Regions from separate parts of the Homo sapiens genome. Here region 1 is linked to region 2. Evidence: read pairs that join two places in POLR2A ChIA-PET (ENCODE). Cell type or tissue: OCI-LY7. All regions are shown on one strand. Links, peaks and the distances in the headings refer to the core of each region. The heading gives the core; the rest is flanking DNA. Region 1 overlaps RIOK1 (RIO kinase 1). Region 2 has its middle 52 kb from the start of LY86-AS1.

What was found. Peaks named below come from ENCODE experiments on the same cell type or tissue, not always from the same donor. Only the 100,000 strongest peaks of a DNase experiment are listed, where the experiment ranks them.
Region 1: POLR2A ChIA-PET joins it to region 2 with 5 read pairs; 7 of 35 experiments call an interaction of 5 or more read pairs at or near these places.

The regions. Positions count from the first base shown.
Region 1 is chr6:7,390,343-7,401,567 of GRCh38, forward strand. It overlaps RIOK1 (RIO kinase 1), which reads left to right. Exons shown (of 17, transcript NM_031480.3): 2 at 2,757-2,961; 3 at 4,711-4,801; 4 at 6,361-6,430; 5 at 8,356-8,398; 6 at 10,616-10,708. Among named protein-coding and RNA genes, the nearest start is that of RIOK1, 6.1 kb to the left of the region's middle. RefSeq lists an enhancer at 1-138. In OCI-LY7, for the core only: no CTCF peak of the experiment used is centred there; no DNase peak of the experiment used is centred there.
Region 2 is chr6:6,669,419-6,680,643 of GRCh38, forward strand. No RefSeq gene overlaps it. Among named protein-coding and RNA genes, the nearest start is that of LY86-AS1, 52 kb to the left of the region's middle. RefSeq lists an enhancer at 4,874-5,373. In OCI-LY7, for the core only: CTCF peaks have their summits at 5,645 and 5,846; a DNase peak (open chromatin) is centred at 5,653.

The DNA of each region.
Region 1 (11,225 bases), core at 2,976-6,975, 720 kb after region 2:
AAACATGGGTTTTTGCGTTTTAACCACATTTAGCGTTCAACAAATACTTACTAAGCACTTAATATGTACCACGTTCTGTCCTGGGCGCCGGAGGTAACAAGAAGAACCAACTTCCTGCTGTCATGGAACTTTACCTTCTACGTGAAAGAGAGGGCACACCATTTAAAAACCAAATAATGATGTAGACTATGCAAATCGTTTGATATACCAAGTGGTGACTGAATGGGTAGGGAAAGGTTAAGTCCAGATTTGAATGACAAGGAGCTAATCCTGGCAAGAGCAGAGGGAACAGCATTTCACACAGAAGGGACAGCAAGAGCAAAGGCCCCGAGGCCAGAGTGCCTAGAGCACAGTGGAGGTAGTTGAGAAGATTGGTAGGGTGATAGAGAAGTAAGAAGGGGGGCCAGATCATGGAGACCTTTACAAGTGATGGTGAAAAGTTCAGATATTAATGTGGGTCTTATGGAAAGCCATAGGAGGGATTTTAGCAGAAGAATGACATTATTTGCTTGGTGATTTAAAGGAATCATTCTTTCTAGGTAGATGATGTTCATGGAGGGTGGGAGTGGAACAGAGAGACCAGTTCAAAAATAATAAGGTAATCAGATTCAAAGATGGTGGGGACTAGAGCCCAGATCCTAAAGATATGTCTTGGAGGTAGAAGTGGCAGCGTTTGGTGGTAGACTGGACGTGGAGTCTGGGGAAAGAGGGATGAAGGATAACTCCTGCCTAAAAGCAAAATGAAACATATTGGAGTTATTTTGGAATTCCAAGAAAACAGCTTGTACTTTATGTTTACAGTAAGGATTCATCACATGCGGATTTTGTTAATTATTGGGGATGTTTTCAATAAATATATGTATGTTGAATGCTTTCTGTGAGTCAGATCTAGTCTTAGGTGGTAGGGAGGCATTGGTAAATACCATCCTGAATGACACAGAGCTTGCACCCTAGCAGGGGAAACCGATATTATTAAATAATTAGACTATTTGTATTCGAATTGGGTAAGTAGTACAAAGGAGAAGTGGGGGAAAAATAGGGAAGACTTCCTTGAGCAAGTGATAGTGAGCTGATACTTGATGGATGAGTAGGGGTTAGCCAGAGAAAGAGGAAGGGCATTCCAGTTTTATGGTTACGGAGAAGTGTACAAAAAGCTTTAGAGAAGAAAAGCAGCAGAAGAAACACAGCCAGCATAGCTAGTGGGTAGTTAATGGTAATGAGAGGGCACTAATTTACCATCCACCCCAGGGTATTGTAAGGATACACCAGTGATTTTCCATTGGGGAAGATGTTGCCATCCCGACTTCTACCCAGGGGACTTTTGGCAATTTCTGGAGACGTTTTTGTATGTCACAGCTGGGGGTGGTGGTACATTAGTGGCATCTGGTAAGTAGAGGCCAGAGATATGCTGCTAAAAATCCTACAGTGCAGAAGACAGTCCCCCACAACGAAGAATTATCTGGCAAAGTTACAACTTTAACATGCCACTCTAGGCAATTATATATCAATCTGTGGAGCATATGTATGAAGTCCTGGTAAGTAGCAAGTGTTTGATGATTGTCTGTTTTCTTCCTCCACATGTCCACGGGGAACCCTCAGAGCCATGGCTAATTAATAAATTGGGATTGATAATCTGAATTTACTTAAACTCGTCTGTTTTTCAGCTGGTATCTCATATTATCAGCTGCTTTTTTATGGTTTCTGTCCTTTTCTGTACATGAGAGGTAAAAACTGAGTCCTCTGTTGAATTTGGCCTGCAGACATGTTTTGTTTGGTATGCACAATTATTTGTAAAAATTGACTATGCCAGTGAAGGGATAGATTTTACACAGAAATCCAGACTTACAGCTTCACTTGAAAAATTAAGATCTGGTAACACTAGGCCTGAATTCTAATATGGCAAAAAAAAAAAAAAAAAAAGCCCTTACTGGTTGTGCTCCCTTTACCTTGGACCTCTTCTCCCAGTTTGCCAGTCCCCACTTCTATTGTGCAGCCTACTTCTCTCATTTGTAGTGCCTGGTCCCTGTATTCACCATTTCTTCCCATCATGAACAGGGATGATTTGGATTTCTTTGTGGAACACAAATCTTGATGTAACTTCTTTTATTGCAAAGTGTTATCGAGTTCAAAGTAAGACTGCCTTAGACTTATTCCCAAATTTTTTGTCAGAAAGCTTTTTTTTTTTTTTAATTACAATTTTTTTTAGAGACAGGGTTGCCCAAGCTGGAGTACAGTGGCACGATCATGACTCACTGCAGCCGTGAACTCCTGGGCTCAAGCAATCCTATGGCCTCAGCCTCCCGAGTAGCTGGGATCAAAGGTGTGAACCGCTGCACCAGCCTTTTTTCCCCCTTTCTTTTTTCTTGTTTTACAGAAAGATTTTCCTAGAGATTTTCTAAAGCAGCTCTGCGAATGATTTTCCTAGAGTCAAGTCTGGTATACTGGTCTGAGTTGTTTATTCAGCAGAGAAGATAACAATATAATTTCTAACTTTAACAAGGCAGAAGCAGATTTAACTTGATGTGCTTCTTGAATAGTAGGCTTTGGGCATGGAGAATGAGCAAACAACTGCAACAGAACTGGAAAACAGGAGAACATGGTTTTAAGGAGATGGAGCTTATCGGAAGGTGTATTTTATATAAATATATAATCTTTTAGATTTATCAATATTTTAATATCTTACATCATAAATATGTGAGATCAGTTAGGGTATGTGGAAATATTGTTATGAAATAATAAAACATTGTTATTTCTAGTGAAAACAGAGACTTGAAGACAGTCAAAGAGAAGGATGACATTCTGTTTGAAGACCTTCAAGACAATGTGAATGAGAATGGTGAAGGTGAAATAGAAGATGAGGAGGAGGAGGGTTATGACGATGATGATGATGACTGGGACTGGGATGAAGGAGTTGGAAAACTCGCCAAGGGTTATGTCTGGAATGGAGGAAGCAACCCACAGGTATTTTATAAAGGATCCTGCACATCTTTATGTAGTCTGCTTATGTCTACTTTTTTAAAAGGCTGTTTTGTGATTCTGAAATTGAATAACTAAAAGATTTTCTTCATGTTATATTGTCCTGTAGCCTCAGCCTTTACTGATTTTCACTTTTCATCCTTTCTGTATTTCTGATAATTTCCTGGGTGTGGATTCTTTCCAGAATCTGTAAATTTAAAAAGAGTTATAAAGATTGTGAGCTTAAAATCTTCATGGGAAAGGGCATGGATTGGCAGTTTACTACAAATAGTTAAGAAACATGGTAAAAAAGTTCAGCCTCATTGGTAATTAAAGAAATGCAGATTAAATTTGTAGAGATGCCGTTTTTTCACCTGTGAAACTGTTAAAGACAAAACATATCATTGATGGTCAAGTAAATAGGTGCACTTACTTGTAGGATAAGCTGGTATGTGATAAAAACTTTAAAAGCTTCAAAATACTTTGACTTAGCGATTCTGTGAGTGTGCCAAGACTTAGTTACAAGAATGATCCTCCAGGATTGTTTATGGTAGAGGAACATTGGAAGCAACCTTGAACGGGATTAAACCTGCTATGGGACTGATTCGCACAATGAGGCATTATACAGCCATAAAAGATGTTGTAATGGAAGACTGTATTAATGAGATAGGAATATGTTTGTGATTATTTACCATGTACAAAAAAAAGTTACCAAACCACGTACAGCTGCTGCTCATACTGGAAGTACCAAGTGTGTTAGGAGTTTGTAAGGCCATAGGATTAACATGGTACATCTTCCTGGAGCATAAAGGTTAATCCAGCAGTCTTCCTTTGACCATTAAAATGGCTATATCGGCTGGGCGCAGTGGCTCCTGCCTCTAATCCCAGCACTTTGGGAGGCCGAGCTGGGCGGATCACCTGAGATCAGGAGTTTGAGACCAGCCTGGCCAACATGGCGAAACCCTGTCTCTACTAAAAACACAAAAATTAGCCGGGCGTGGTGGTGGGTGCCTGTAATCCCAGCTACTCGGGAGGCTGAGGCTGGAGAATCGCCTGAACCCAGGAGGCGGAGGTTGCAGTGAGCCAAGATCACACCACTGCACTCCAGCCTGGGCAACAGAGCGAGACTCTGTCTGTAAAAAACAACAACAATAAAATGGCTATATCATGGACCAGAATGTGTGCATTTTAAAATAACCACATTGTGAGTGACGACAAATTTTGCATTTTTATATCGTCTTGTTCTGGTGACTCCTTCACTGATTCATAATGAGGCTTTGAGCAATTTCATTATTGAAGTTTGCGCATAGCACCAGCGTAAGTGCTGAGCCTCGTACTTAATATTTCCCTCTCTTGAGACATTGGGCCCAAAATGAAATTCTGAACCAGCTTAATGCTGGTCTTAGCTCTTTATTATATACTTTGGGGGTAAATGAACATTCTCAAATTTTAAGTCTATAAACCAGTCAAATTAGAAAACTACACTTAATTTTAATCTGTTACTTATAATAAGAGGAATCATAGAGAAGTTAAAAAAACGGATTATGCAGACTCTTTTAGTCAGTAATTTTAACCTTCTGTTTCAAATGCTCTTTAAAAAATTTTTTGAGCCAATTTGATTGACTCTTACCTTTCCTTAAGATACTCCTCTAAGTATTGATGCTTTAATAGCTAAGTATGAACTAAGGAAATGTGATGATGAATCTTAGGTTTGTTTTTACAGCTAGTGCCTTAGACTCTGGAATTCCCTTCTAGGCAAATCGACAGACCTCCGACAGCAGTTCAGCCAAAATGTCTACTCCAGCAGACAAGGTCTTACGGAAATTTGAGAATAAAATTAATTTAGGTGAGTTTACAAAATACATCACTGGGCTAAGAGGACATTTTTCAAAAACCATGGAGTGTTGTATAATTTTATTAGATCAAGAAATGAAGGCTGGCCGTGGTGGCTCACGCCTGTAATCCCGGCACTTTGGGAGGCTGAAGTGGGTGGATCACCTGAGGTCAGGAGTTTGAGACCAGCCTGACCAACATAGTGAAACCCTATCTCTACTAAAAATACAAAATTAGCTGGGCGTGGTGGCACATGCCTGTAATCCCAGCTACTTGGGAGGCTGAGGCAGGAGAATCCCTTGAACCTGGGAGGTGGAGGTTGTGATGAGCCGAGATTGTGCCGTTGCACTCCAACCTGGACAATAAGGGCAAAATTCCATCTCAAAAAAAAAAAAAAAGAAAAAAGGAATGAATGTATTCAAGTGTTACTAACTCAATAATGTTTAGAGAAAATAAAAATCGTAATTTAAAAACATAACTTTAGGAAAAGACTTAAGCTTATGCTATTTTGGTTGTTTTCCCACTTGCCATAGGAATGTAATGTTACAAAAACCCATTTAAGTATTGTCTGTTCGGTTTTAGGTTTTTTTTTTTTTTGAGACAGGGTCTCACTCTGTCACCCAGGCTAGAGTGCAGTGGCACGATCTTGGCTCACTCCAACCCTGATTTCTGGGGTTCAGACGATCCTCCCACCTTAGCCTCCCAAGTAGCTAGGACCACAGGTGCACACCACCACACCCGGCCAATTTTTATTTTCTGTAGAGACGGGGTTTCTCCATGTTGACCAGGCTGGTTTTGAACTCCTGAGCTCAAGTGATCTGTCCGCCTCAGCCTCCCAAAATGTTGGGATTACAGGTGTGAGCCACTGCGCCTGGCCTGTTTTAGATTTTGTAATAGGGTTATCTCATAGTAGGATGTTGAAAATACTAGAGTATTGAATATAGTTACATACGGTTTCACTAGAGGTTTTTTGTGTAGGTGTTAATTATTTAGTGACCTGTTCGATGCCAGGCATCAGAATGTTAATTTGAATCATCATCTCATAGAAAATGTAAGAGGGATGGAGGGAAGGAAGGAAGGCCATCTTTCTATTCTTGTGGATCTTCACTCTAAACCTAACACAGTGTTTCTCATATAAGCTGTCAATACATGCTAAATTAATATAAGTATTTTAGGGCCTTCTTTGCCTATCATAGACTTATAACTTGAAGTGAAACAAGTTTTTAGAATTAAACTTGAAATTCAGGCAGTTTTATTAGTCATGTGGAGTACTAGCAAGTGTCTGAAATTTATTATGCAAATTATTATCTTTGAAGAATTTCTGCATCTAGAATTCTGTGGCTCAAATATTATAGCTGTAGTGATGAAAGTGACACTTACGAAGGAAACGCAGTTTAGTGCCTACTTTTAAAAACATTACATTGTTTTCATTACTAAACTGTATTCTATTTACAATAAAACATTTAGAAAGTGTAGAAGAGAAGGAAGAGGGGAGAAATACCCTGTTCAGCAACTCTGTTAATGTCTTTTCGTCTTACATATTGTTTACATTGTGGGTTTCTTGTATTTTAGATAAGCTAAATGTTACTGATTCCGTCATAAATAAAGTCACCGAAAAGTCTAGACAAAAGGAAGCAGATATGTAAGTAATATTTTAATAATATGCATGGGTGATAAGGACTAATCTAGATTAAGCAGCACCTTGATCATAATTCTTTTACAGAGGATGTTCATTTGTATACTTAAACCAATCATTATTTTGGTGTGTGTGTGTGTGTGTGTGTGTGTGTTTTCCTTAGCTTAAATTAGGATAACCTATGCCTTTGTGAATTAAAAATATTAATGAATCTTGGCTGGGTGTGGTGGCTCATGCCTGTAATCCCATCACTTCAGAAGGCCGAGCTGTGGGGATCACTTGAGGCCAGGAGTTTGAGACCAGCCTGGCCAACATGGTGAAACCATGTCTGTACAAAAAATACAAAAATTAGCCAGACATGGTGGTGCACGCCTGTAATCCCAGCTACTCAGGAGGCTGAGGTGTGAGAATCTCTTGAACCTGGGAGGTGGAGGTTGCAGTGAGCCAAGATCGTGCCACTGCACTCCAGCCTGGGCCACAGAGCGAGACTCCATCTCAAAAATAAATACATAAAATAAAAATTAATGAATTTTAAGAAATACATGGTAAAAGTGTAATCTCATGAAATTTACAAATGTGTTCTTATGAGGGGAACAGTGTTTGTAGATTTCAGTTTAAACTAAAATGTGCAAAAATGTTCCCTTAAAATTTATTAAGAATTATTCTTTCCCATGAAGTATTTTTAAAAATTTAAGGGAAGACTATGAACTAATGATATAACTGAGAACTGTTTCTGTTTACACTTCTGTTCTCAAAGCCAATTGTTTAAGATCTGAATAACTTCTCTTATATGCTAATAACTCTAAAGTATTATCACTATATTATAGAAAACGACACTAAGATCATACAACTAACTGTGAGAATTGAACGTAAAAGCCAGCTTTCTTCCAATTTATTGCTATGTCCAAGAGGTATCAGCTTTTTGAGATACACCATAGTTATTTGTTATTTCACTGGTATCTGTTTGAATCTTTGTGTTTAAACCTTTATTAGTTTAGGTTAGTGTGCTAGGTGGAGTCACTCAGTGTATAAGCAGAAGCAAATCAGAGTCTGCATTTGAATACTGTCTTGAAACGATTTTAAAAAACAAAACTGCCAGGTGCAGTGGCTCACGCCTGTAATCCCAGCACTTTGGGAGGCAGAGGCGGGCGGATCACAAGGTCAGGAGATCGAGACCATCTTGGCTAACAAGGTGAAATCCTGTCTCTACTAAAAATACAAAAAAATTAGCCGGGCTTGGCGGCGGGCGCCTGTAGTCCCAGCTACTCGGGAGGCTGAGGCAGGAGAATGGCGTGAACCCGGGAGGCAGAGCTTGCAGTGAGCCGAGATCGTGCCACTGCACTCCAGCCTGGGCGACAGAGCGAGACTCCATCTCAAAACAAACAAACAAAAACAAAAACAAAAAAACTTGTATCTTCTTAGAAAATGCCTCTAAACAGAAAGCCTTGTAAATGACTAACTCTATGTGGAGGCTGGGGCAGGAGGAATACTTGAGCCCAGGAGTCTATGCCTAGCCTGGGCAACATAGTAAGATGCTGTCTCTTTAAAAAAAAAAAAGAAGACAAGACTTTAATTGTGTGCTAACAGAATCATTAAAGATGTGAAGGACAGTACAAATATACTCAATGTTTTCTCTTTTTCAGCATAGTTCACTTTACCCTGGCGGCTCTTTGATGCTTCTGAAATAGGAATAGATTTTTCTTTTTACTGTATACATACTCCTTTTGCCAAAATACAGAATTGAATTTTGGTATTCAGGGGAAATGAAGAAAGTTTCACTGAGTAATGAAAAATCTACAATCATATCATAAAATCTGTTATTTAGAGAAACTACCTACTTAGGAATTTTCATGAAATTATCTACATTTAGAAGATTTTGGCTTCTCACTGAATTTTGAATGTGTCAACTATACGTTTTTGTTTTTGGTTAGGTATCGCATCAAAGATAAGGCAGACAGAGCAACTGTAGAACAGGTACAATTTAAATGTGTTGCAAACTCTTCTTTTTAATTAGCATTTCTTCTCTCTTTGAATTGTAGTTTGCTTTTATCCTTTTTGCTTAATGCTAATGTTACCTAAAATTACTCCTATATAAAATTATTCCTTTTTATAGTTTCGAGTTTAGAGACCTACATCTTGCTTTTATAGGACTATTGGATGAATTAGAGTCATGGTCCTTCAGTGGCCTTGCAGAGCCACCATGCGATGCTTTCCCTTCTTGGAGAGATTATCAGACCAGCAATCTTTTAGAAAAGGTCCGTAGGAATTTTGTGAGCTTTCCCAGAAGATAGGTAGGGTATCTGCCACAAAGCAGGAAGTGTGGGTGTAAAAGAGAGAGGGGCAGATAATGTCTTCAAATTTCCAGTTAGGAATCCTTTGTTTAGAAATTATGCTTGTTTTATTCTTTCTATTCAAGAATGGGGAAAAATTGGCCCCTAATTTTCCCACATTCCGAAGAATGTGATTGGATATTAGCCTTGGCCCAGATTTTTGATGTGAAGAAAGTGATAAAAAGAGTCAGAACATTTGCCTCTGCCACCTACCACTCCTTTCCACCACCCCCTCCCATATACACAAGCACATGTTCTGAATTCCACCATTAGACAGAAGCCGGGTCTGTGGTCTGTGTCTTCATTGTCCCCTAGTTTATTTTGTGATTTATTTCTGTAATTGAAAACAAAGTATGGTTCACCTCGGAAAAATGAGATAGCCTTAAGTTTCAAAGACCCTAAATAACTTTAGGGTTATTTTTGGCAGGAAATTCTTTTTCTCTTTCAAAATTAATTTTGAATGATAGAGTACATAGCTGGAGTCTTCAGCTGTCTATATAAAATATATGCTTGTGTGTAAATTTATCATTTCTCTTTCCCTGTTTTGTTCTTAAGCCATCTGGTTTGTTACTTCTTCCTATGCCCCTGACTTGTCTAACTGCCAACTTCGCAGAAGCACAGTTCTGTACCTAGAGGCCCATACTCAGCCAGCTGACTTCCCCTCTTTGCTTACCTGTGCAGTAGAGAAGAAATGGAAACTAGTGCCTTTTCATTCTTCTCTAGTTGCAATGGTCGTGATTTGGTTTTTAGTCCTATAGTCTTCCCAGGTGGTTTTGTTTATATTAACCTTAGGTTTGTGGTGTGACCCCAGCCACTTCATTGAAGGTGGACCCTAAAGTATAGTTGAGTTTGGCTAGTTTATAATACCGTCTCACCCCATGGGGGCTAGAGGGCCTGCCTGAGCCACAAGGAGTTATTGGTTGGTATCCTTAGAAATTGCATACAAATATTTGGCTGCTTTAGTTTCAGAGATAAACAAGAACAGCCTTTAAATTCACTGCCTTCTGTTTGTTAGAGAAGACTTTGAAATCCATTTTACTCAAGATTGATTATTCTGGCTTGAAGGAAATGCTTACCGTGATTTACTAATCTATAATGGCAGGGGTCTGCAGACTCTTGAAAGGGCCAACTAATAAATATGTGTGAGCATTGTGGCTCACATATAGTTTCTGTTGATTTTTTTTCAAAGCAATCATTTAAAAGTGTAAAACCCATTCTTAACTTGCAAGCTAAGGAAAAACAAGCTGTGGTCTGATTTGGTCCATGGGCCGGAGAGTGCTGACCCCTGATTTACAGCTGCCTGTCCACGACGGTAGCCACTGGGCACTTGAGATGTGGCCAGTCTGAATTGAGATGTGCTTTAAATGCAAAAGACACCGGAGTTTGGAGACTTAGTGTCAAAAACAAGGATTATCTCACTGATGACTTTTTATATTGATACAGGTTGAAATGATAGCGTTTTAGATATTTTGAGTTAAATAAAATATATTAAGATAATTTCACCTGATTCTGTTTACTTTCAGTGTAGTGACTAGAACAATGTAATACTATTTATGTAGTTTGCATTATACTTCTATTAGCTAATAGCCTAGAGTTCTGTTTCTCTTGAACTTGGTTGCCTTTGATTTCCATGACTGGATGAACTTGCTAGTTGGTTTTGCCTTTGGTTCCTTTGGCCTTTACCTGACATTTTACTGATTAACAATTAGAGTGAATAAAAGCACCAAATAGTGACTCTCATTTAGTCAACCAGGATAGCGTCGTACAGTTAAGCTCTGCTGTTTATTGATTGTCACAGGTTTTAATGAGGAAAATTTGGTACCGTCTTTTGGAACTTTTTAATTTTTGCATTTCTTTTTAGGTGTTGGATCCCAGAACAAGAATGATTTTATTCAAGATGTTGACTAGAGGAATCATAACAGAGATAAATGGCTGCATTAGCACAGGAAAAGAAGTGAGCTCTTCTTTGGATGATTGGATATTTAATTTTCTTATTTCAGATACCAGATGAAACTGGCACTTAGAACTACATTATGCCTTTAAGAAGAAAGAAAAACAAAGCCATACACATTAATATTCATGGTTAGAGAGGAAGTTGTACATATAACTACGCCCTTTTCACTACCGCTGCTGCATTGGATCATTGAGTCTAACTAGTTGTGCCCAGTAGTGAGTGAGATGGTCAGATTATTACAGGCCTGAGTTCTAATAAAATAAATTACTCATGGGGCCAGGGGTTTATGGTTATGTTTCTATGAGTCAGCAAGTCTTTCTTATTTTTTTCTTTACCTACGGGTATACTGCCTTCTGTTTGTTAGAGAAGACTCTGAAATCCTTTTGACTCAAAATTGACTACTCCAGCTTGAAGGAAACTCTTACTGTGATTTACTCAGCTATAATGGCAGGGGTCTGCAGGCTCTTGAAAGGGCCAGCTAATAAATATATGTGAGTGTTGTGGCTCAATATAGTTT
Region 2 (11,225 bases), core at 3,390-7,389:
AAGATTAGATGAATGGCTAACTAGAATAAACAGTGTAGAGAAGACCTTAAATGACCTGATGGAGCTGAAAACCATGGCATGAGAACTTTGTGATGCATGCACAAGCCTCAATAGCTGATTCGATCAAGTGGAAGTAAGGATATCAGTGATTGAAGATCAAATTAATGAAATAAAGTGAGAAGACAAGTTTAGAGAAAAAGAATAAAAAGAAACAAAGAAAACCCCCAAGAAATATGAAACTATGTGAAAAGGCCAAATCTATGTTTGATTGGTGTACCTGAAAGTGACAGGGAGAATGGAACCAAGTTGGAAAACACTCTTCAGGATATTATCCAGGAGAACTTCCCCAATCTAGCAAGACAGGCCAACATTCAAATTCAGGAAATACAGAGAACACCACAAAGATACTCCTCGAGAAGAGCAACCCCAAGACACATAATTGTCAGATTCACCAAGGTTAAAATGAAGGAAAAAGTGTTAAGGGCAGCCAGAGAGAAAGGTCGGGTTACCCAAAAGGGAAGCCCATCAGACTAACAGTGGATCTCTTGGCAGAAACCCTACAAGCCAGAAAAGAGTGGGGGCCAATATTCAATATTCTTAAAGAAAAGAATTTTCAACCCAGAATTTCATATCCACCAAACTAAGCTTCATAAGTGAAGGAGAAATAAAATCCTTTACAGACAAGCAAATGCTGAGAGATTTTGTCGCCACCAGGCCTGCCTTAGAAGAGCTTCTGAAGGAAGCAGTAAACATGGAAAAGAACAACTGGTACCAGCCACTGCAAAAACATGCCAAATTGTAAAGACCATCAATGCTATGAAGAAATTGCATCAATTAACGGGCAAAATAACCAGCTAACATCATAATGACAGGATCAAATTCACACATAACAATATTAACCTTAAATGTAAATGGGCTAAACACCCCAATTAAAAGACACAGACTGGCAAATTGGATAGCGTCAAGACCCATCAGTGTGCTGTATTCAGGAGACCCATCTCACGTGCAGAGAGATGCACTTGATAAATAAAGGGGTGGAGGAAGATCTACCAAGCAAATGGAAAGCAAAAATAAAGCAGGGGTTGCAATTCTAGTCTCTGAGAAAACAGACTTTGAACCAACAAAGATCAAAAGAGACAAAGAAGGCCATTACATAATGGTAAAGGGATCAATTCAACAAGAAGAGCTAACTATCCTAAATATACATGCACCCAATACAGGAGCACCCAGATTCATAAAGCAAGTCCTTAGAGACTTACAAAGAGACTTAGACTCCCACACAATAATAATGGGAGACTTTAACACCCCACTGTCAATATTAGACAGATCAATGAGACAGAAGGTTGACAAAGTTATCCAGGACTTGAACTCAGCTTTGCACCAAGCAGACCTAATAGACATCTACAGAACTTGCCACCCCAAATCAAAAGAAAATACATTCTTCTCAGCACCACATCATACTTATTCTAAAACTGACCACATAATTGGAAGTAAAGCACTCCTCAGCAAATGTAAAAGAACAGAAATCACAACAAACTGTCTCTCAGACCACAGTGCAATCAAATTAGAACTCAGGATTAAGAAACTCACTCAAAACCACACAACTATGTGGAAACTGAACAACCTGCTCCTGAATGACTACTGGCTAAATAACGAAATGAAGACAGAAATAAAGATGTTCTTTGAAACCAATGAGAACAAAGACACAACATACCAGAATATCCAGGACACATTTAAAGCAGTGTGTAGAGGGAAATTTATAGCACTAAATGCCCACAAGAGAAAGAAGGAAAGATCTAAAATCGACACCCTAACATCACAATTAAAAGAACTAGAGAAGCAAGAGCAAACACATTCAAAAGCTAGCAGAAGGCAAGAAATAACTAAGATCAGAGCAAAACTGAAGGACATAAAGACACAAAAAAAACCCTTCAAAAAATCAATGAATCCAGGAGCTGGTTTTTTGAAAAGATCAACAAAATTGATAGATCACTAGCAAGACTAATAAAGAAGAAAAGAGAGAAGTATCAAATAGACACAATAGAAAATGATAAAGGGGATATCACCACTGATCCCACAGAAATACAAACTACCATCAGAGAATATTATAAACACCTCTACGCAAATAAACTAGAAAATCCAGAAGAAATGGATGGATTCCTGACAGATACACCCTCCCAAGACTAAACCAAGAAGAAGTTGAATCTCTGAATAGACCAGTAACAGGCTCTGAAATTGAGACAATAATTAATAGCCTACCAACAAAAAAAAAGTCCAGGACCAGATGGATTCACAGCCGAATTCTACCAGAGGTACAAAGAAGAGCTGGTATAATTCCTTCTGACTATTTCAATCAATAGAAAAAGAGGGACTCCTCCCTAACTTATTTTCTGAGGCCAGCATCATCCTGATACCAAAGCCTGGCAGAGACACAACAGAAAAAGAGAATTTTAGACCAATATCCCTGATGAACATCGATGCAAAAAGCCTCAATAAAATACTGGCAAACCGAATCCAGCAGCACATCAAAAAGCTTATCCACCATGATCAAGTGGGCTTCATCCCTGGGATGCAAGGCTGGTTCAACATATGCAAATCAATAAACATAATCCAGCATATAAACAGAACCAACGACAAAAACCACATGATTATCTCAATAGATGCAGAAAAGGCCTTTGACAAAATTCAACAACCCTTCATGCTAAAAACTCTCAATAAATTAGGTATTGATGGGACGTATCTCAAAATAATAAGAGCTATCTATGACAAACCCACAGCCAATATCATACTGAATGGGGAAAAACTGGAAGCATTCCCTTTGAAAATTGGCACAAGACAGGGATGCCCTCTCTCACCACTCCTATTCAACATAGTGTTGGAAGTTCTGGCCAGGGCAATCAGGCAGGAGAAGGAAATAAAGGGTATCCAATTAGGAAAAGAGTCAAATGATCCCTGTTTGTAGATGACATGATTGTATATCTAGAAAACCCCATCGTCTCAGCCCAAAAGCTCCTTAAGCTGATAAGCAACTTCAGCAAAGTCTCAGGATACAAAATCAATGTGCAAAAATCACAAGCATTCTTATACACCAATAAGACAAACAGAGAGCCAAATCATGAGTGAATTCCCATTCACAATTGCTTCAAAGAGAATAAAATACCTAGAAATCCAACTTACAAGGGATGTGAAGGACCTCTTCAAGGAGAACTACAAACCACTGCTCAAGGAAATAAAAGAGGATACAAGCAAATGGAAGAACATTCCATGCTCATGGGTTGGAAGAATCAATATCATGAAAATGGCCATACTGCCCAAGGCAATTTATAGATTCAATGCCATCCCCATCAAGCTACCAAAGACTTTCTTCACAGAATTGGAAAAAACTGCTTTAAGGTTCATATGGAACCAAAGAAGAGCCCGCATTGCCAAGTCAATCCTAAGCCAAAAGAACAAAGCTGGAGGCATCACGCTACCTGACTTCAAACTATATTGCAAGGCTACAGTAACCAAAACAGCATGGTACTGGTCTTCACCAGTTTCTAACAGAGGTTCTGGAACATAGTAGGTTCTCAATCAAGGTCTGTGGAATTGAATTTGGGTACCAGCAGTGCCTCTGGAAGGGGATTTTCTACCCCTCTACTTCTGCCTCCTTTCTCAGGTCCATGAAAACAACCTGCCATTGGTTATTCATCAACAATATGCTCCATGCTGGATCTTAAACTCCACCTTGGATCCAGGTTAATGACACTTGTACTGCTCTAAACTTCCATTGTGTGAACCACCAGATTTTCATCCTTTCTTCAGACTCGTGTGACTGAGTGCTGCTCCCACACATGACCACCCCCGACCTCACTCAGCATCTGTGGAGTTCAATTATATCAGGATCCACAATACCCTTGGGAAATCGATTTCCTCCCCCAAACTTCTGCCTCCTTCTTCTGACCCCCTAATAACCACCAGATACTGATAAAGTAAACCATGATTTCCTAGTTCACTTTACCACCCCTGCCCCATCTGTCTGTCTAGACCTTATCCCAAAAATACCTGATGTGCAAGCCACAGAGGAAATTTTTAATTTTCTAGTAGTCACATTTAAAAAAAAAGAAAAAGGTGAAATTAATTGTAATAGTACATTTTATTTCAATTATCTAAAATGTTATCATTTCAATATGTAATAAATAATTTTTAAAATTATTAGTAAGACATTTTACATTCTTGTTTTTCTCTAAGACTTCAAAATCCAGTCTGTATTTAATCCTTACAGCCCATCTCAATTTGGACTGGCTTCATTTCAAGTTTGTAACGGCCACTAGGAGCCAGTGGATATTGTATTGAATAGCACGTGACCAGAAATTAGGTATTAGTAGTAATAAAAATAATAATAGCTAATACTTACTGTGTACTTACAACATACCCAGCACGCTCCTGAGCCCTGGAGACTTTCTATGCATTCCAAAACTTACTTCTTACAGCAATCTCATAGGCTAGGGACTGTTATTAATCCCATATTGTAAACAAAGAAATAGCCTCACAGATTATGCACTTTCCCAAGCTGATACAAACTGTTGAGTGGCAGAGCCAAAGCTAGCAGACTGGTGGGTTTCCAGGCTCAGGCATTTATCACTCCTGTGACGCTGCTTCCTAACCTACAGAACAGTTACTAAACTTACGAAATTTCCACACATTGGGAATACATGCGAGGACTAAAAATGTGACGGATAGGCCGGGCGTGGTGGCTCACGCCTGTAATCCCAGCACTTTGGGAGGCCAAGGCGGGCGGATCACGAGGTCAGGAGATCAGACCATCCTGGCTGACAAGGTGAAACCCCGCCTCTACTAAAAATACAAAAAAAAATTAGCCGGGCGTGGTAGCGGACGCCATAGTCCCAGCTACTCGGGAGACTGAGGCAGGAGAATGGCGTGAACCCGGGATGCGGAGCTGGCAGTGAGCCGAGATCGTGCCTCTGCACTCCAGCCTGGGCAACTGAGCAAGACTCCGTCTCAAAAAAAAAAAATGTTATGGATAAAATAGCTGAAATGTTTCGAAGGCTAAATTCGTGTGTGTGTGTGTGTGTGTGTGTGTGTGTTGAGAAGGAGTCTCGCTCTGTCTCCCAGGCTTCAGTGCAGTGGCGTGATCTCGGCTCACCGCATCCTCCACCTCCCAGGTTCAGGTGATTCTCCTGCCTCAGCCTCGGGAGTAGCTGAGATTATACGTGCCCACCACCATGCCTGGCTAATTTTTGTATTTTTAGTAGAGATGGGGTTTCACCATGTTGGCCAGGCTGATCTGAAGCTCCTGACCTCAGGTGATTCGCCTGCCTCGGCCTCCCAAAGTGTTGGAATTACAGGTGTGAGCCACCATGCCCAGCCTAAATTCAGATTTTGAAAGTCATCAGAGAGGATAACCATATCCTTCCAGAAAATACCCCCCTGTGCCATAGCCAAAGAGGAAACCCAGCAAAGGGTAATATTTATTATGTTCTCGAGCTTTGAAAACTTCAAAAAGCATTCATTTAGAGAAAGTTAGTTTCCAACAGACTAGACAGACAATTAAAATCAAGCTGGTTTCCCCCTTGGTCCCTTCACTCAATAAACCCTGTTAGCCTCTGGAGCCAATGCTATTAGCCTGGAATGCGGTGGGGGGCGCTCTTAGCTGCTGTCTCATGTGCTGTTTTCAAAGACTTCTCCGTGAGGAACATCAATGGTTTCCTTCTGTTGCCCTGGCTAACTAAGTGGAACACCCTCTTAGCAACAAAAAGGGGAGATTTGCTAGCACCTTCACTATATGCAGCAAATATCATCTCCCAGTAATAGTCCTAGGTAATTAAACTTTTATTTTTCCCATGATTTATCGTCTGGGAAATACTAACTCTGTTAAACTTCGGACTTTACATATAAAATGTAAAATTTTTTTCAGTTTGGATAAAGTTCTGTTATAAGTAACTGAAAATCAAGCAGAGACATACACAAGTTAGAGGTTTATTTCTCTCTCCAGTAAACCTGGGAAGTTCATGGTGGCCCAGTTCACTAGGACTTGGACTTCTTTTATTTTGTAACTCCATCATCCTCACCTGTGGCTTCTGCCTTTTAGTCCAAAATGGCTGTTTCAGATCTAGTGATATCATCACATTCCAGCCAGCAAGAAAGAAAAGAAGGCAAGAAAGTGATAGCCCTCTTCTTTTAAGGACCCTTCTGGAAGTTGTATATACAACTTGTACATATTGGCCAGTAGGCCACCTGAGAAGACTGAGGGCCTCAGTTCTTTCCTAGCTGTTGGCTGGAGGTTGCACACAGTTTCTCATTACATGGCTTTTTCAATATGGCAGATTGCTTTATGAAAACAATATTCAGCAAGACCCAAGCTTCAAGGGGGGATGAGAAATGTAATATTTGCTCTCAGTTTCTGTGGTAGCCATGAAATTATGCCTCTCAGATGTCCGACTAAGGAAACGTAATTGTCTGAAGGCCCCAGCTGCTGTCCTCTGGAAAGGCTGAGGGAGGAGGGTTGCTTGACTTAGGAAGTCAAGGCTGCAGTGAGTTATGATCGCGCCACTGCACTCCATCCAACCTGCTTGACAGAGCAAGACCCCATCTCTAAATAAATTTTTAAAAATACAATCCGCCAGGCACAGTGGCTCACTCCTGTAATCCCAGCACTTTGGGAGGCCGAGGCAGGCGGATCATGAGGTCAGGAGATAGAGACCATCCTGACCAACATGGTGAAACCCTGTCTCTAGTAAAAATACAAAAATTAGCTGGGTATGGTGGCACACGCTTGTAGTCCCAGCTATTCGGGAGGCAGAGGCAGGAGAATCACTTGAACCCGGGAGGAAAATATTGCAAGGAGCAGAGATCGCGCCACTGCACTCCAGCCTGGCGACAGGGCAAGACTCTGTCTCAAAAACAAACAAACGAAAAACCAATCTACTCCAAAAATACTATTTAAATAACAGAAAAAGCCTGTTTCTATTTCTGTCAATGTATGTGTATTGCATGTATGTTACAAATAATCCTTTTCCTAACTTAGAACTTATATTTCTACAGGGTGAGGGCTTATGTATAAAACCAATATAAAATAATGAAGAGGAGAGATACCAAATCTTACATCTTTTCCTTGTACAACCTGAAGACATGCCTCAGACCCAATAATTTTTTATATTGCAATTTTCATTTTAATTCCTTAATTTTGTACTAATTTTCCAAAATGTTTGGTAGATTTCCCTCAATATGCTAAGAGGTCAGCTTAAGAGAATGGGCAGGGGGTCTTGGAAACTCAGATAAGGGCCTTGACACTTATTTTGGGCAAAGCTAACACTGAGTCACAGGGTTGTTCCAATGAATTATTTTCCCTGTTGCCTCAGATGAGAAAAATTCACTCTGATTTTATTTCTTATTCTTGTGTCTGCTTTATCATCACAGTTAATATAAAATATGCCAATAAATACTCTATCTAAACAATAAGTCTTCTCATTTCCTTTTTGCGCCACACAGAACTTGCAGAAAATGGGGAAAACGGGGCTACCTTTTCTTAAACCAGTTTGCCCAGGAAGCCCATGCTGTGTAGTTCACAATTTCAGCCAGGAGGTGGCGGTAGTAACCAATGGCAAAATCCTGAGACACTGCCTCTATCAGCTTCTCATTGTCCTGCGGACGCTTCCTGGATCTAATCTGATGCTTATGAAAGTGATTTCCTTCTTTCGAAAACACCAGGCCCAAACAAAAACTAACTTCATCCTGCAGATAAAAACTGTATGTGCCTTACAAGTTGTCAGACTCCTCCAGACCTTCAATCAATATTTTCCCAGCAGCAAAATGCAGCTGCACATTTTAGGAAGCAGAGTGGGCAAATTCCTTCTGCGGAAGCCCATGAACCATCAGGCCTCCCCCTCAGGGTGGCAGGAAGGTGTGGAAAGGGGGACTAAGCAATCCAAGCTGCTAGACAATCCGAGCTCCAGGGAGGCCAAGCACATTCCCCCAGTTTGTGCAGGAAACAGCAGGGAACTGAAAAAAGGGTTCTGTTGAGATGAGACTGATGTTCCCAAGTCCTGAGTCCTCAAACCGAATCACTTTCCGGCAGCAACACCTGTCTTTAGCATGCAAACATCGGTCTCATAGAGTCTTCCCTGAAAGATGTTTAATGATCATGTCATTACTGTCACTCTTTTTTTTTTTTTTGAGAGTGAGTTTTGCTCTTGTTGCCCAGACTGGAGTGCAATGGAGCGATATCAGCTCACCCCAACTTCTGCCTCCCAGGTTCAAGCGATTCTCCTGCCTCAGCCTCCCGGGTAGCTGGGGTTACAGGCATGTGCCACCACGCCTGGCTAATTTTGTATTTTTAGTAGAGACGGGGTTTCTCCATGTTGGTCAGGCTGGTCTCAAACTCCCAACTTCAGGTGATCTGCCTGCCTCGGCCTCCCAAAGTGCTGGGATTACAGGCGTGAGCCACTGCGCCCAGCCACTGCCACCTTTTAAACTACAGAAGATGAGTGTGCCTGCTCAGACAATGAAGGACTCTGAGGGATTTGGAGAGCCACAAGGAGTCCAGACCTTAACCTGAGGGCAACAGCACCATTAAAAGTTTCTAAGACAAGGAGGAACACGGCTCCACCAATTTACAATGGCTAAGAAGAAAATAAGCTCGTCGGAAGGCAGGAAGTTGAGTCAATTTTCTATCCATGAATCTCAGCATTAGGTTGTTTTTATTGAACTTCTGATAGTACATCTTGAAGAATGCTAAGGAAAAGTCTAGAAAGGTGCTCTTAGTCTCCTTTCTCTACTGCAGAAGCCCTTTGTGATCTCCAGGGGAAGCAGCCCCCGTTTCCATATGGTCCCAGGGAGACGAACGACGGCAGAACATTTCATGTGCTGTGGAGGCACCTAGCTTCAGAATGTGAAAAAGTAACCAGAGCTCTCAAACCTCCCTTTCCTCATGTGTTAAATAGGGATAATAGTCCTTACGTCAGGGTTGTTGGGAGAGTGAAATGAGATCACATATGTGAGTCACTGACCTACAGTAAGTGTTTGGTAAACAGTAGTTATCATGGGCGGAGGCCTGACCTGGGAAACGGTCGGCAGGCACAGTAAACTCACCAGCAGATGCTAAAGGGAGCCCCGAGGCTCATCATACCCACCACATGTACACGCATACACACATACACACACACGCACTCATGCACACACACAAGCAGGCACAGAGCATCCCTCCTACATCTCACACATGCCAGGTCTTCCGGGAGTCACTTCTGTGCTTCAGCCAAGATGCCCTGGAAATTTTCCTTTTCTCACCTGCATGAAAATGCTTTTGAGGCCCCCCAGCCTCCGCCCGGAGTTTAGCCCCTTCAGACTCTGCACCCCTGGGGGTGGCCCTGACCCACCCACCCCTGGAGCCCACCATTCCAGGGCTCCCTGATTGTTTACATGGCAATAGAAAGCTTGAGATCAAGCTGAGGTTGCGGCGCATATTTGAACTACAGGGAAGGGAAAGTGTCCTGCTGAGGTTTAGAAGGAAGGTGGGGACTCACAGAAGCCACACAATGAAAAGTCACTGATGATAAATGCCGATTTCACACCCGTTAACCACGGAGAATGCGCCTGCACCAGGCCCAGGTGTCTCTTGACGGAACGAGGTGTGCCTCTCCCCGCGGTGTGCAGCCTGCCCTGTTCTTGCCCTGCAGTCTCATGGGAACTTGCACTGTTTACCAGAGCTAAGTCGGAGTTCATCAGCATTCACTCAGACCTATTCCAAGTGACTTCTCATGCCCAACCAGGCAGGGACAGGATGGCTCAGTCCCCTGCATAGAAACTTCCAAAGTTCTAAAAGAGTCTTACAGCAGAAAGGAGTTCAGTGCCAGGCCTAAATTGATTCCTTTAACAAAACCTGTGCAGGTTCTGGCTTACAGGACTTGGTTCCAAATGTTGGTTTGGAATGTCACTTCCATCAAAACAATGACTCTCAGGGTGGGTGTGTTTCCAGGATTCCCTCAAAAGACAGTTGAGCCCACTCTCATCCTCCCGCAGAGCCGGGAAGCCAGGGAAAGCCTGGCACATTGGGGAGACTGAGTCAAGTTCAAAATGGCCAGAGAATTGATGAGGAGGGCCAGGAATGGAGAGAGAAGAGAGAGAAAGTACACAGAGGCCCATCAGATAATGAAGGACTTTGGAAGCCACTTTAGGAGTCTGGACGTTACCCTGAGATAATGGGGTGCCATGGAAGGATTTTAAGTAGAAGCCCCACTGATCAAAAAGGCTGAAACTCTTCTCCCTTCAAAGTATTGCAACAGTAGAAGTAAACTCTGTGGCTGGTCCAGGGCCTGGAGCTGCAGGGGTTCTCGGACAGCATAGGAGACAGGGAGAGCAACGAGGGCCCTGGGCTCCCTGCCAGGGTGGGCAGGGAGGGGAGCCCCGAAGCTCTTGGTTTCAGCATAGGGAGTGGGAGAGGCCGGAAGGAGAGGCCAATAAGACACTTCCCAACTCAGGGAGCTCTTTTTAGGTGGGAGGCTATGTTTAATGCAGGTGTTCCTCAGGGGATGTCTGCATCCTGCTTTCTTGAAAATGCAGTTTCCTCCAAGCCTAGAAACTACTATCAGTCCAGACATGATGGCTACACGGCAGTGGTCATACAAAAAAAAAAAAAAGAAAGGTGCAAGATGTGCAAGATGGAAAGAATGGATCTATTTTATGTGGGACATTAGTTATCTGTAAACGTTTGACAAACACCAAAGGCTGGTGCCCTGCAGGCCACAGTATATTGATTTCTCTTTATGCCCAGATATGAACTGCATAAAACTTGAAGCCTGTGGGAAGTAATTTAAGGTTAAAATATTTTTATGATATAATAGTGTTTTTCTAAAAGCAAAGATAGTATAAATAAATACACCTGCACACCAATGATAAGGTTAAAATTGTATATTTAAATATATTAATAAATCAAGCCATAGGGCAAACCGAGAGCAATAAAGGCAACACAGATCCCTAATCATGAGTCAGTCAGCACTGCAGCAAACAGGCAAGGTGCTCGGACTGAAATATTTTCATAAAAGCCATACCAACTTTGCACAAATGAGTTTTTATTCTCTAGACAGCACATGTTATAACGTGAGCCTTTTAATTTTCCTCACTTTTCATTTATTTTGCTTTTGCTCTAGACAAATGCCAGGATTAACAAAAAACATTCTTTCTACATTTATTAAAAAACAAAAATATATTCAGAAACCTAGGCTTACAAT